3 separate regions of the Homo sapiens genome follow, and all the other regions are linked to region 2. A link is a contact called in ENCODE Hi-C or POLR2A ChIA-PET data. All regions are on one chromosome and are shown on one strand. The core of a region is the stretch at or near the end of the contact, and the rest is flanking DNA. Distances in the headings are between cores, read along the strand shown.

Region 1 (3,603 bases), core at 202-2,701, 1.2 Mb before region 2:
CATAATTTCTTCCTCTCTGGGGTTTATTCCCTTGACAGGGTGACAAAATGGGGGGCGTGTGTGTGTGTGAAAGGGGTGAGCTGGAGAAGAGGGGAGGTGCTGCTAGCCCTCACCCAGAGAAGCCTGCTTGGGCCCAAGGCCACAAATGCACCAACCCACCCCCTTTTCAGGGCCTTTTACTCTGTCCACCTGTAAATGTTCCTGTCTCTCACTCTGGGAACCCCAATTCGCCAGCGTCCTGTCCCCCCTCACCCCTCCATCGCTTTTCTATGCTGGGCCTCTGGAGACTGTCTCCTGCCTGCAACCCTGCCACCCCCCAGCCCCAGCCCCACTCCTGTGCCCTACATCACCTACCCCCAAAGGGATCCCCTCTCCTACCCGAGCATCTTACCCTGGCCTCAGCTTCCCCAAGTGGAGGCTGCAACGGCTTCAACAAAAACTGTCCTGTGCCTTCTCTGCACCCCCAATACTGGAATCAGCAGAGATCGGGCCGCCAGCCTTGCACAAGCCCCCCCGGGGAGGGTGGGGCCCGGGACCCTCTCCAGGACATGGTCTCCTTTGCTGTGTTCCCGCCATCATTTCCCTGTGCACGGGAGAGGGGGAGGGGTGCACCCAGGAACTAAGAGCGAATCCCTTCCCCATCCTCTCACAGGAATTCCTCTGGGTGTCACAGCCTCACCCCCGCCCACCCTGTCCCACCCTGGAGCCCCCATTTGGCTTTGGGGGGACCGGCGGCAGCTACTTGTGGATTACAAAATGAGGCCCTGGGAACATCAGCGGCAACAGGGTGGGGGGAGCGGCGAGGCAGTGTCCCTAGAGAGGTCCTGCCGTAGTCCTCCATTCCCCGGGTTGTGCCTAGGCTCCCAGAGGCACAACCAGAACCCGGGGTGCAGCTGGAGAGTGCCTCCCATCCGCCATCCCCTTTGGATGGGGCGGAAAACCCCCGAGGATGTCCTAGCGCAGTTCACGTTGCCCCAGCCGACCACGTGAGGGCGCGCCCTGTGTTAGTTTGGACAAATTAAAGCTCCTCTTGCGGGCAGGCCTGGAGCCCCCCGGGCCGGGACAAGGCTCGGGTGCCCGTGGCGTTCTCTGGGTTGCCGGCCGCCAAGCTCCCGGCCGTGGGGCCTCCTCTGGGGCCCGCGCTATTGGCCTCCAAACGAGGTGCCCCCCTCCTCTCGCGCTCCCGCAGCCTAGGGTGCACCTCTCCGTTCGCCTTTGCTGAGCCCTTCCAGGACGCAAGTCGCCTCTCCACTGCGCCGGGAGCTCAGGCCCTGTCCGGGGCGCCCCGCTGCGGGCGCGGCGGCGCTGGAGAGGCGCGGTCCGAGAAGCCAGCGGCCGGAGAAGGGGCTCCAAGAAGCACAAGTTGGCGCTGGCCCCGGACCAGGCTGTTGTTGTTCTCAACGTGGTCCGCCATGAAGCTATAAAAAGCCGAGAGAAGCGCCCTCCCGCCAGAGCGCAGCGCGCACGCCCAGCGAGTTCCAGAGGCGCCAGTGGAAGCTGCGGCGGCGGTGTCTCGCGTTCGGCGGGATTTCTCTTCGCTCCGGCTCGGCCTAGGTCTACGTCCCCAGCTCCAGCCGCCGGCTCGGACTCGGTCTCTGACCCCCAACTCGGTCCCCTAGTCCGGCCCCGGCTCCGGGCCCCCCAACCCTCGCTCCGGCCCGGCCCGGCCCCCACCCCAGCCCTGCCGCCCGGCCCCAGGCCCGGCCGCGGCCGCTCCCGCCTGGAGCCGCCGCGCGCCCCCAGCCCCCCTGCACCCCCTCGGCCCCTCGCCTTCCTCTTCCCGGCGCGGCCCCCCGGCTTCCGCGCGCCGCCCGCCACCAATCCTCTTGCTACCATGTCCGTGGAGCTCGAGGAGGCCCTGCCAGTGACGACCGCCGAGGGAATGGCCAAGAAGGTGACCAAGGCTGGCGGCTCGGCGGCGTTGTCCCCATCTAAGAAGAGGAAGAATAGCAAGAAGAAGAACCAGCCGGGCAAGTACAGCCAGCTGGTGGTGGAGACCATCCGTAGGCTGGGCGAGCGCAACGGCTCGTCGCTGGCCAAGATCTACACCGAGGCCAAGAAGGTTCCGTGGTTCGACCAGCAGAATGGGCGCACCTACCTCAAGTACTCGATCAAGGCGCTGGTGCAGAACGACACGCTTCTGCAGGTGAAGGGCACCGGCGCCAACGGTTCCTTCAAGCTCAACCGCAAGAAGCTGGAGGGCGGCGGGGAGCGGCGCGGAGCCCCGGCGGCCGCCACCGCCCCGGCCCCCACCGCGCACAAAGCGAAGAAGGCAGCCCCGGGCGCGGCCGGCTCCCGGCGCGCGGACAAGAAGCCCGCCAGGGGCCAGAAGCCGGAGCAGCGCTCGCACAAGAAGGGCGCTGGCGCCAAGAAGGACAAAGGCGGCAAGGCCAAGAAGACGGCGGCCGCCGGGGGCAAGAAGGTGAAGAAGGCGGCCAAGCCCAGCGTCCCCAAAGTGCCCAAGGGCCGCAAGTGAGCGTGTCGGCCGGTCAGAGCGGCCGGCGTGGGCTTTTCGGTGTTTTTGTTTTTCTACCCCAAGTGACGTAGATTTTGTACGGCTCACGCCGGCCGGGGCCGCGAGGCCTGGTCTGAGCCTCAGGGAGGGGCCCCGGGTCCTCTCAGTCTTTCCCCTCCCCCAACGATGTAGCGTTTTTCGTTGTTTGCTTTAGGTTTTTGAAACAGCCCCGGCGACGCCTCTATTGGCTCTCGGCCTTGGCAACGGCCGTCGTCATGGTTACTGGCCCCTAGGCGCCGATGGCCGAGGCCGCGCCTGCCCACCGGGCGGGGTCGCTGGTTGGCCGGGCCCAGGCGCGCGGGGACGCGGAGGCCGCGCATCCTTTCCCAGCTCCCCACCCTCCTTGCCTTTGGGTGCGCGACAAACAATCGCTCCGGGCTCAGGGCTGCGCGGCTCTTCCCTTCATTCCATGGGCCTTTTTTTGGGCACAATAAAGCGTTTAAACCTTTCAGCCTCTCTCGTTTAATCTGAGTGGAATAGGGATGGGCGCCTTCGGCACGCGGGGTTGGATGGCGGGCCCCTCGGGTCCTTATACCCCAGATCTGTTGGCCAGGGTAGGCCTGGAGCCAGGGGCCTTCAGCAAGGGGTGGGAATTGCTGGCTTGGGACGAACTTAAAGTACCTGGGACAGGGAGATAGACAGGATCGGTCCCTTAGGAGGGATGGATCTATCTGCCCCCACAGGGGGTCCATCGGCCATTGCGGGGAGCGGGATGGGGGAGGGGAGAGGAGGGGGGATTAATGGGTTTTCAGAGTTAATGGTCAGGGACCTAAACTTGGCCTCCAGAGAGGTAGTTCTTACAAAGTCACACCAGACTGGCCTGTAAACTTAGTCATTCTGACTCCAGCGAGGGTTAGAGTGAGATGTGACCAGGACGAAGTGTGGTGGCCAGAGAGTGGAGTTCCTGACCACAATCCAACGTGTGGTCTCAGAAGGGTATTTGCTGTCTCTGAGCCTATTGGTTAAGCTAGAGTGCAAACGGGACCCAAAGGATTGCTGGGAAAATTAGTAGGAGCAGAAGGATCTCCAGCCCTGGGACATTCTGGTATCCAGCATGTGGGATAGTTGTCTGTCCAGTTGGGCAATAG
Region 2 (3,725 bases), core at 301-2,800:
AACCTAGATTCAAATGTTAGAATCAAGATGTACAAGGAGGTGTGAGAGGCCGGGCGCGGTGGCTCACGCTTGTAATCCCAGCACTTTGGGAGGCCGAGGCGGGCGGATCACGAGGTCAGGAGATTGAGACCATTCTGGCTAACACGGTGAAACCCCGTCTCTACTAAAAATACAAAAAAATTAGCCGGGCGTGATGGTGGGCGCCTGTAGTCCCAGCTACTCGGGAGGCTGAGGCAGGAGAATGGCGTGAACCCGGGAGGCGGAGCTTGCAGTGAGCCGAGATTGCGCCACTGCACTCCCGCCTGGGCCACAAAGCAAGACTCCGTCTCAAAAAAAAAAAAAAAAAAAAAAAAAAAGGCGGTGTGAGACTGTGGAACTACTGTAATTGGATTTGATTTCAGGTCTGTCTCAATTCTAACATAAACTCTCCTGCACTCTGGGCAAGTCCTTCCCTTCCTCTGGATGTTAGTATCCTCTTCTGTAAAAATGGTGTCATACCATTTGCTTCTGAGGAAATCTCTCCTATTTGTTGGAATTCAGCCAAGGCAACATCACCTTCATGATGCCTTCCCTGGCTCTCCAGGCTGTTCCGGGGGCTTCTGCTCTGGTCTTCTCGCCACCTGGGTGTACCTGTCTCAGCACATCTCACGTTGCAAGTTTTCTAAGCAAGAAGTAAACGCATCAAGACTTTTATCCCTGTATCCCCAGTGCATTGTGGTGTCTGGCTCGTGTTTGTTGAACGGATGGATGGATGGATGGCAAGTACAATTGTGGTGCAGGTTGTGCTAATATCATTATGAAACCTGAAGGGACAATTTGCTGGCTGATTGTCTCAGCTGGAGTCATGGGACGTGATGAGCATTATTATATAGGTTTTGAAGCCTGAAGATTTCTAGTTCTGATTATTTGTGATGCTTTCTTGGGCGGATGGGCCTCTTTCCGCTTGTTTGTAGCTGCATGCGTAATTACACTACCTTACAGGGCTGTGGAATTTTGAAAACTGCAAAATGTTATTTACAGTCAACTGAACTCAGCAGGAACCTTATCTCTCGGTGGAGGATGGAGGATAGAAGCAGGGGAAGACAATTCCACGGAAACGGTGGTGGGTTGAGCTGGGCCTTTCCAGGGAGATGCAAAGGTATGGGAGTCAGAAAACATTGGTTAGTAACCAATCCCAGTTTAAGCTCTGAACCTCAGTTCTTCTGTTTCCAAAACGGAAATAATAACTTGAGATTTGCGTAAGAGTATGACGTTCAAATGTGCTAATGGATAGGACGGAAGGATTAGGAGTGGTACCCGGGGGCCACTGCCTCGTGCAACGCCCCAGCCCTAGATCAAATCCGGGGCGTGGTCCCACTGTGCTCCCGACCCCAGCCTCGGCAGGAAGCGCCGGCTACGGGGGAAGCCAACCCGGAGACACAGACGGAAGTGGGTGACCGGAGCTCTAGCAGCAGCCGCGATGGGCGCAGCCGTGAGCCTATGGAGAGCGGAGGTGTTCCCGCTTCCACCAATGGAAAGCCGGTCTAGGCGGGCCTTTGCAAATTGCCCTAGTAACGGCCGCATGGTAACTCAGGCGCCGGGCGCACTGTCCTAGCTGCTGGTTTTCCACGCTGGTTTTAGCTCCCGGCGTCTGCAAAATGAAGATTGAGGAGGTGAAGAGCACTACGAAGACGCAGCGCATCGCCTCCCACAGCCACGTGAAAGGGCTGGGGCTGGACGAGAGCGGCTTGGCCAAGCAGGCGGCCTCAGGGCTTGTGGGCCAGGAGAACGCGCGAGAGGTGTGGCCAGTGGACCAGGGAGTTGGGGGCTGCAAGCAGGGCTGCTGCGGCGAGAGAGCTGCTGAAGTCGGTGGCTCGGGGCGGGATGCGCGCGCCAGGGGTCTCCCGCCATTATTTCCTCAGGGAAGTGAAAATGGGCCAGGGGCTCGGGGAGGGGCGCCGCCCTGGAGCTGGGTGAGGGGCCGCCCCAGGATACCTAGTGACGATCCACTGGGGGCAGTTGACGGTTTGCCAACTCATGGACAAGTGCTGATATAAACCCACACAACCCCGTCCCCTTAATTCGTACCAGGCTCTATTCGCGACACTGGGATACAGCGGGAATTAAGATAGGAGCTTACATTTTAGTGTAGTGAGAGACGATAAACGTGTACACCAATAAATAAAAATAATTATCTTATCTTGGTGGGGTTAGTTACTGCAGGGCTTTGTCGGCCACGGTCAGGAAATTGGATTTTATTGTGAATGCAGTGGCAGGCTATGGGACGGTTTAAAGTAGGGAATTGACTAAACTTTAAAAGCTCATTTTGGTTCCCAGGATCCGGGAACTGAGGGAGAGAAGTGGGAATTATGGAGAAGAGCAATCTGGTTTATCCACCCCTCCAAGCATCCTTTTTGACCATTCCAATTAAATCTCCTTTTTCTAAGTGCTGGTGATGCCAAGTACTTTCACATACATATTATTTTTTGGCAGGTGAAAATATTGAGTTGGGGAGAGGGCACTTCACGTATATGCTTGACACTCGTTTTAGTAACGGTAAACCTGGGGTTTGCACCCACGTGTATTTCTGACTCCCAAATCAGTGCTCTATGATGATACAGCCACCCTCTCTGCCTGCTGTTCTCTAAGGTCACAGCCATGCCCCTTGGCCTTTGGAGAGCCTTAGCTTCTACAAAAATCTTCACTTAATATAAAGTTAAGCTACTGCCTCTTAGCCTGATTTTTCTAAATGGAAAGGCCTCAAAGAAAAGCCTCAGGTTTCCATTTTGAGCATCATCTTTCCAAAAAGGAAGTGTTTGACCCTGGCTTACTAAGCAGCTAGTACTGCAAGTAGCTAACATTGGTTGAGTGCTTTCCATGTGCCAAGCACTGTGCTAAGTAGCTATATGTCCACTGCCTTGTCATATCCAACGTATTAGTTGTCCCTTCCCCGCTTTAGTATGACAGTTTTCAGACACAAAAAAAGTTGAAAGACTTGTAAATACTTGTGTGCCTAAATTCTATAATTAACATTTTACTGTGCTGCTTTATCATATATCTTTTCATCTGTCCCTCTCCCAATCCACTTTTACATTTCAAGGTGAATTGCAGGCATCACTACACTTTACCCCTACACCCTTTAACCTGTGTGCCATTGACTAGTATGAACTCTGTTCAAGTGAGGAAATTCTGGTTCATAGAGGTCAAATAAGTAGGTCCAAGGTTACTCATCTGGTAAGTGCGAGAGCCAGTATTTTAACTCAAGTCTATGTATTTAAACCCAGAGTGCATGCTCTATGCCTAAGTGCATGCTCTATGCCTAAGAGTGATGCTGTATGCCTAAGACCCACCTCAGCTACCAGGTTCTTGTGTGACTCTGGTCACATCAGTAACCTCCCTGAAAAATGAGAGTTAGACTAGGTGATCTTTTAAAGACCCTTCCAATTCTTTTTAAATGTTAGAATTCAAGCTTATCTCACCTGAGAGTAGTTGGAGTGGAAATTGAGGGAGAATGGATGGAAGAGGTCCTGGTCTGTAAATAAACGCACATCTCCAAGGTTTGTAAAGTCTCTTCTACCTTGGGTTTCCCAAAGAGCTTCAGTGCTGGGGATTATGATATGACAGGGTTGTGTGGAAAGACCATAGTAGTTTTTTTTTTTTTTTTTTTTTTTTGAGACGAAGTTTTGCTCTTGTTGCCCAGGCTGGAGTGCAATGGCGCGATCTCGGCTCACTGCAACCTCTGCCTC
Region 3 (3,247 bases), core at 469-2,968, 1.1 Mb after region 2:
GCTGCTCTGTGCACGGGGGCTTTCCTGGGGGCTCAAAACAGGCAGGCAACGACCTTGGGGGGCCAGGAGTCCAGCAAAGGGCTGTCTGCTTTGTCCACAGGCACCTCATGTGTCCCCCACCCCCAGAGCACACACTGAGGCCACAAACCCAGGCCTCCGCCCATGCTGTCCTCTGCCCAAAACGCCCTTCCTGGGCCCCACTGGCACCCCCCAGGAATGGAAGCCTGGCCCTGCAGCGAATCACTGGTTCACATGCCTGCCTCTGGCAGGGGGCTGGGTGCTCCTCAAGGGCCGGGCAGCATCTTGGTGCCCCTGGTGCAGCACCTGGCCTCTGCCGCACACCCCAAGCCGCAGGAAATCGAGGGGACCTGAGGCAAGCTCCTCAAGGGCCCGGGGAGCAGAAACTGCGCCCCATCCCTGCACCGACCCCCAAACCGGCTACGTGTGAAAGGAGATGGGGCAGCACGGAGCAGCCTGAGCCACAGGAGCCGCGCTGAGGGGACAGAGGCTCGACCACGTCCCCTCCCCGGCACACACACCCCTTTCTTTCAAGGGGCGTGGCCCCAGAACCCCACACAGGAGCCTGGGGCAGATCGCCGCCCGGGGCCGCCCCTCGGAGCCCCTCCCCTCCTTTCCAGGGCTGCACCTGGGACCTCACGCCGACCGAGGGGCCTCCCTGGAGTCCCCACTCCCCCTTCCCCTGGCAGCCCGGGATCGGCCCGCTGCCTCCAGCTTCGCCGCACATCAGGCCCGGGACTATCCAGGAAGCAATCGGAAGCCTCCGGGAGAAGCGGCTGACCCTGGAGAGGCCCCGAGAGGGGGAGGCCAAGGAGGCCCGAGCGGGGCGGCCTCCTGGGCGGCACCCAGAGCCCACCTCCCCGCACTCCGGGCCAGTGGGAGCGGTGGCAGCTGTGGTCGGGAAGCCGCTCCAACTTCCACCCCGCGCCCCAGGGCCGGCCGGGGGCTTAGCCTGCACGACCTCCTCCGGCCCCCGCGGCCCTGCTGGGAGGCTCCGATCCCTATCCGGGCCTGGCCACCCCGTCCTCGCCCGCGGCCAGAGGTCTGAGCCGAGGTCCAGCGGCCGGGACGGGCCTGGACACCGCAGGGGCCTCCCCGCGGGGCCGCCGCAAACTTTCTCCCCAGCCTCCGTGGAGGGGCAGCGCCCGCCCCCCGCCACCCCGGAGCTGCCGCGGGGCTCGGCGGGCCCGGCCGGGGGGCGGGGGAGGCCGCGGCGCTGGATCCCGGGCCGCGGTCCCAGCCCCGCCGCACGGGGGTGCGGTCTCTCCGCGTCGGCGCCGCGACCGCGCCCGGACACACGCGGACGCCTGGGCCGGAGCCGCAGGGACACGCGGGCCGCGGACACGCGCGCCGCAGTCCCCACGCGCGCCGCAGTCCCCGCGCACACCCCCTGCCTGCCGCCTCACGAGAGGGCCGCCGCCGGAGGCCGCCCCGCGCCCACCCACGGGCCGCCCGGCCCCGGACCCCAGCCCGGCCCGGCCCCCGCCCACCGTCCCGCGCCGCGGGGAAAGTTGCGCCCCGACTCACCCGCCGCCCCGGGGCGCGCCCCGCCGCCGGCCATCGCCGCGCCCAGCCGCCCGCGCCGCCGCCGCCGTCCGCCCCGCCGCGGGGCCGCCGAAGCCGCGTAGGCCGCCCAGGCCGAGGCCGCCGCCGCGCCCGGGCTCCGCTGCGTGGCCGCGCAGCCGATGCCCAGCATGAATGGGGCGCCGAGCGCCGCGCGGCTGCGGACCGGCCTCGCTCTCGCCGCCCGCGGAGCCCCGCGCCGCGCGCATGCGCCGCCCAGAGCCCGGGGGCGGGGCGGGGGCGGGGCCGGCGGCGGCCTCCAGAGGGCGCTCTGCCCCGCGCCGCGCGCCTGCAGGGGCCCACCGCGCGTCTTCAAAGGGCGATACGGCTGCCCGCCTCAACTCTCTGGGCGCCGGGGCCGCGCGGGCAGTTCCGGGAGCCCCCCGCTCTCGAGCGGGCTAGCCCGCGACCCCAGGAACAGGGCCTGGCTCAGTGTGCCCAGGCTAGGAGCATGGCCTCCTTTCACGGGGGGGGAAACTGAGGCTGAAGGAGGCAATCGCAGTTCCCAGACCTTGCGGGGCCGGGTGTTCCCAGCTCTCGGCCTCGCGCGTTCCGCTCTGTCAGATGGGCGGGCACCTGCGCGGGGAGCCCGGGCGCCCCCTGCAGGCCCCAGGCTGGTGGCGCATTCCCGGCTGGGGACGCAGCCCAGGGAGGAAAGTCCCGCGGCAGAGGCGTGGCGAGACGCGAACTCCGGCTGTAGCGTGGGGCAGCGGATCTACACGGTGTGAGGTGTGGGGCTGCAGAATCCAGGGTGACGGGCCAGAGCTGTCCAGGCAATACCCCCAGCCTGCATGGCAAGGCTGAGGGGCAGACACCCAGCACTCAGTTACTGTACTCACAACCGCCACTCCCAGGCAGGAGGCATCCGGGAGGGCCTCCCGGTGGACGCAACCAGGCCAAGGAAGGGGAAGCCGGCAACAGGAGCATCGATAACAGAGCAGATGGGCCAGGAAAACCCCGTCGTGGGAGGGCTGAGTCCCGGCTGGGGACTTGGCCCCCATCTGTAGCCTGAGGGGTGCGGTTTTTGCTGTGTGAATCACGTCACCCCTACAGAAGAGGAACTCTCTACAGTTCACATGGTTAACAGGGAAAGGGAATGGACTCATACCGGGCCCAGGTGTCCCTCCGCGTCTCACCCCGCTCCTCCCTCCCCAGGAGCAGCCACAACCCTCATTTTTGTGTTCATCTTTAAGTGCTTTTCTTTGGGTGTGACCTCTTATATTTGCACCCCAGAATGGGACGCTGTTTTGGGTGGCTTGTTCTGGGCATTACAGAAACGGGGTCACTCAGCCTGTGCTGTTTGCTCTGTCTGCTCTGTGTGGTGAGGGCACAGGGCAGCTGCTCGCAGGCATCGTCTTCGCAGCCTGTTTTGTTGGGCTCCTGCTCGCCCATTCTCCTGCCGATGGACATGGGATTGTCGCCTATCTGGAGCCATGATGAGCAAAGCTGTGATGAGCATCCTGTGTGTGCCTCTCGGTGGGCACCTTTAGATCCAGGGACGGTCTGCAGGGTCACGGGGTAGGATTTGTCTAGCTTCAGGAGATACAGCAAAACCGTCTTCCCAAGTGACAGCCCCAGTTTACACTCCCAGCAGCTTAGCAGGAGTGTGGAAGGGTCTGGCTGTCCCACATCCTCACCAATATTTGGCACTCTTTAGTTTTGCAAA

The links. Hi-C counts contacts between places; a loop is a spot of excess contacts on that map. ChIA-PET counts read pairs that join two places held with the same protein, here RNA polymerase II (POLR2A). Pooled maps may share reads with other maps.
Region 1: a pooled map shows a loop between it and region 2 (6-fold over the local background). The contact joins the promoter of H1-10 here to the promoter of RUVBL1 in region 2. A Hi-C loop is called at or near these places in 5 of 50 pooled maps. POLR2A ChIA-PET finds 5 or more read pairs at or near these places in 3 of 52 experiments (CD4-positive, alpha-beta T cell, CD4-positive, alpha-beta memory T cell and naive thymus-derived CD4-positive, alpha-beta T cell).
Region 3: a loop to region 2 is called in a map of CD8-positive, alpha-beta T cell, with 7 times the contacts of the local background. The contact joins the promoter of PLXNA1 here to the promoter of RUVBL1 in region 2. A Hi-C loop is called at or near these places in 2 of 168 maps with a recorded cell type or tissue (CD8-positive, alpha-beta T cell and naive thymus-derived CD4-positive, alpha-beta T cell) and 8 of 50 pooled maps.

What each region holds. Positions count from the first base shown.
Region 1 is chr3:129,314,134-129,317,736 of GRCh38, reverse strand. It overlaps H1-10 (H1.10 linker histone), which reads left to right and starts at 1,451. Exons shown (of 1, transcript NM_006026.4): 1 at 1,451-2,966. The coding sequence starts at 1,835. The coding sequence ends at 2,476. H1-10-AS1 (H1-10 antisense RNA 1) reads right to left here and starts at 1,466. Exons shown (of 5, transcript NR_026991.1): 1 at 392-1,466. RefSeq lists silencers at 973-1,312, 2,113-2,242, 2,623-2,912.
Region 2 is chr3:128,121,637-128,125,361 of GRCh38, reverse strand. It overlaps RUVBL1 (RuvB like AAA ATPase 1), which reads left to right and starts at 1,550. Exons shown (of 11, transcript NM_003707.3): 1 at 1,550-1,778. The coding sequence starts at 1,638. RefSeq lists a silencer at 1,499-1,558 and an enhancer at 1,749-1,798.
Region 3 is chr3:126,981,586-126,984,832 of GRCh38, reverse strand. PLXNA1 (plexin A1) reads right to left here and starts at 1,718. Exons shown (of 32, transcript NM_032242.4): 1 at 1,546-1,718. RefSeq lists silencers at 628-707, 1,723-1,952, 2,053-2,272 and enhancers at 2,323-2,652, 2,913-2,962.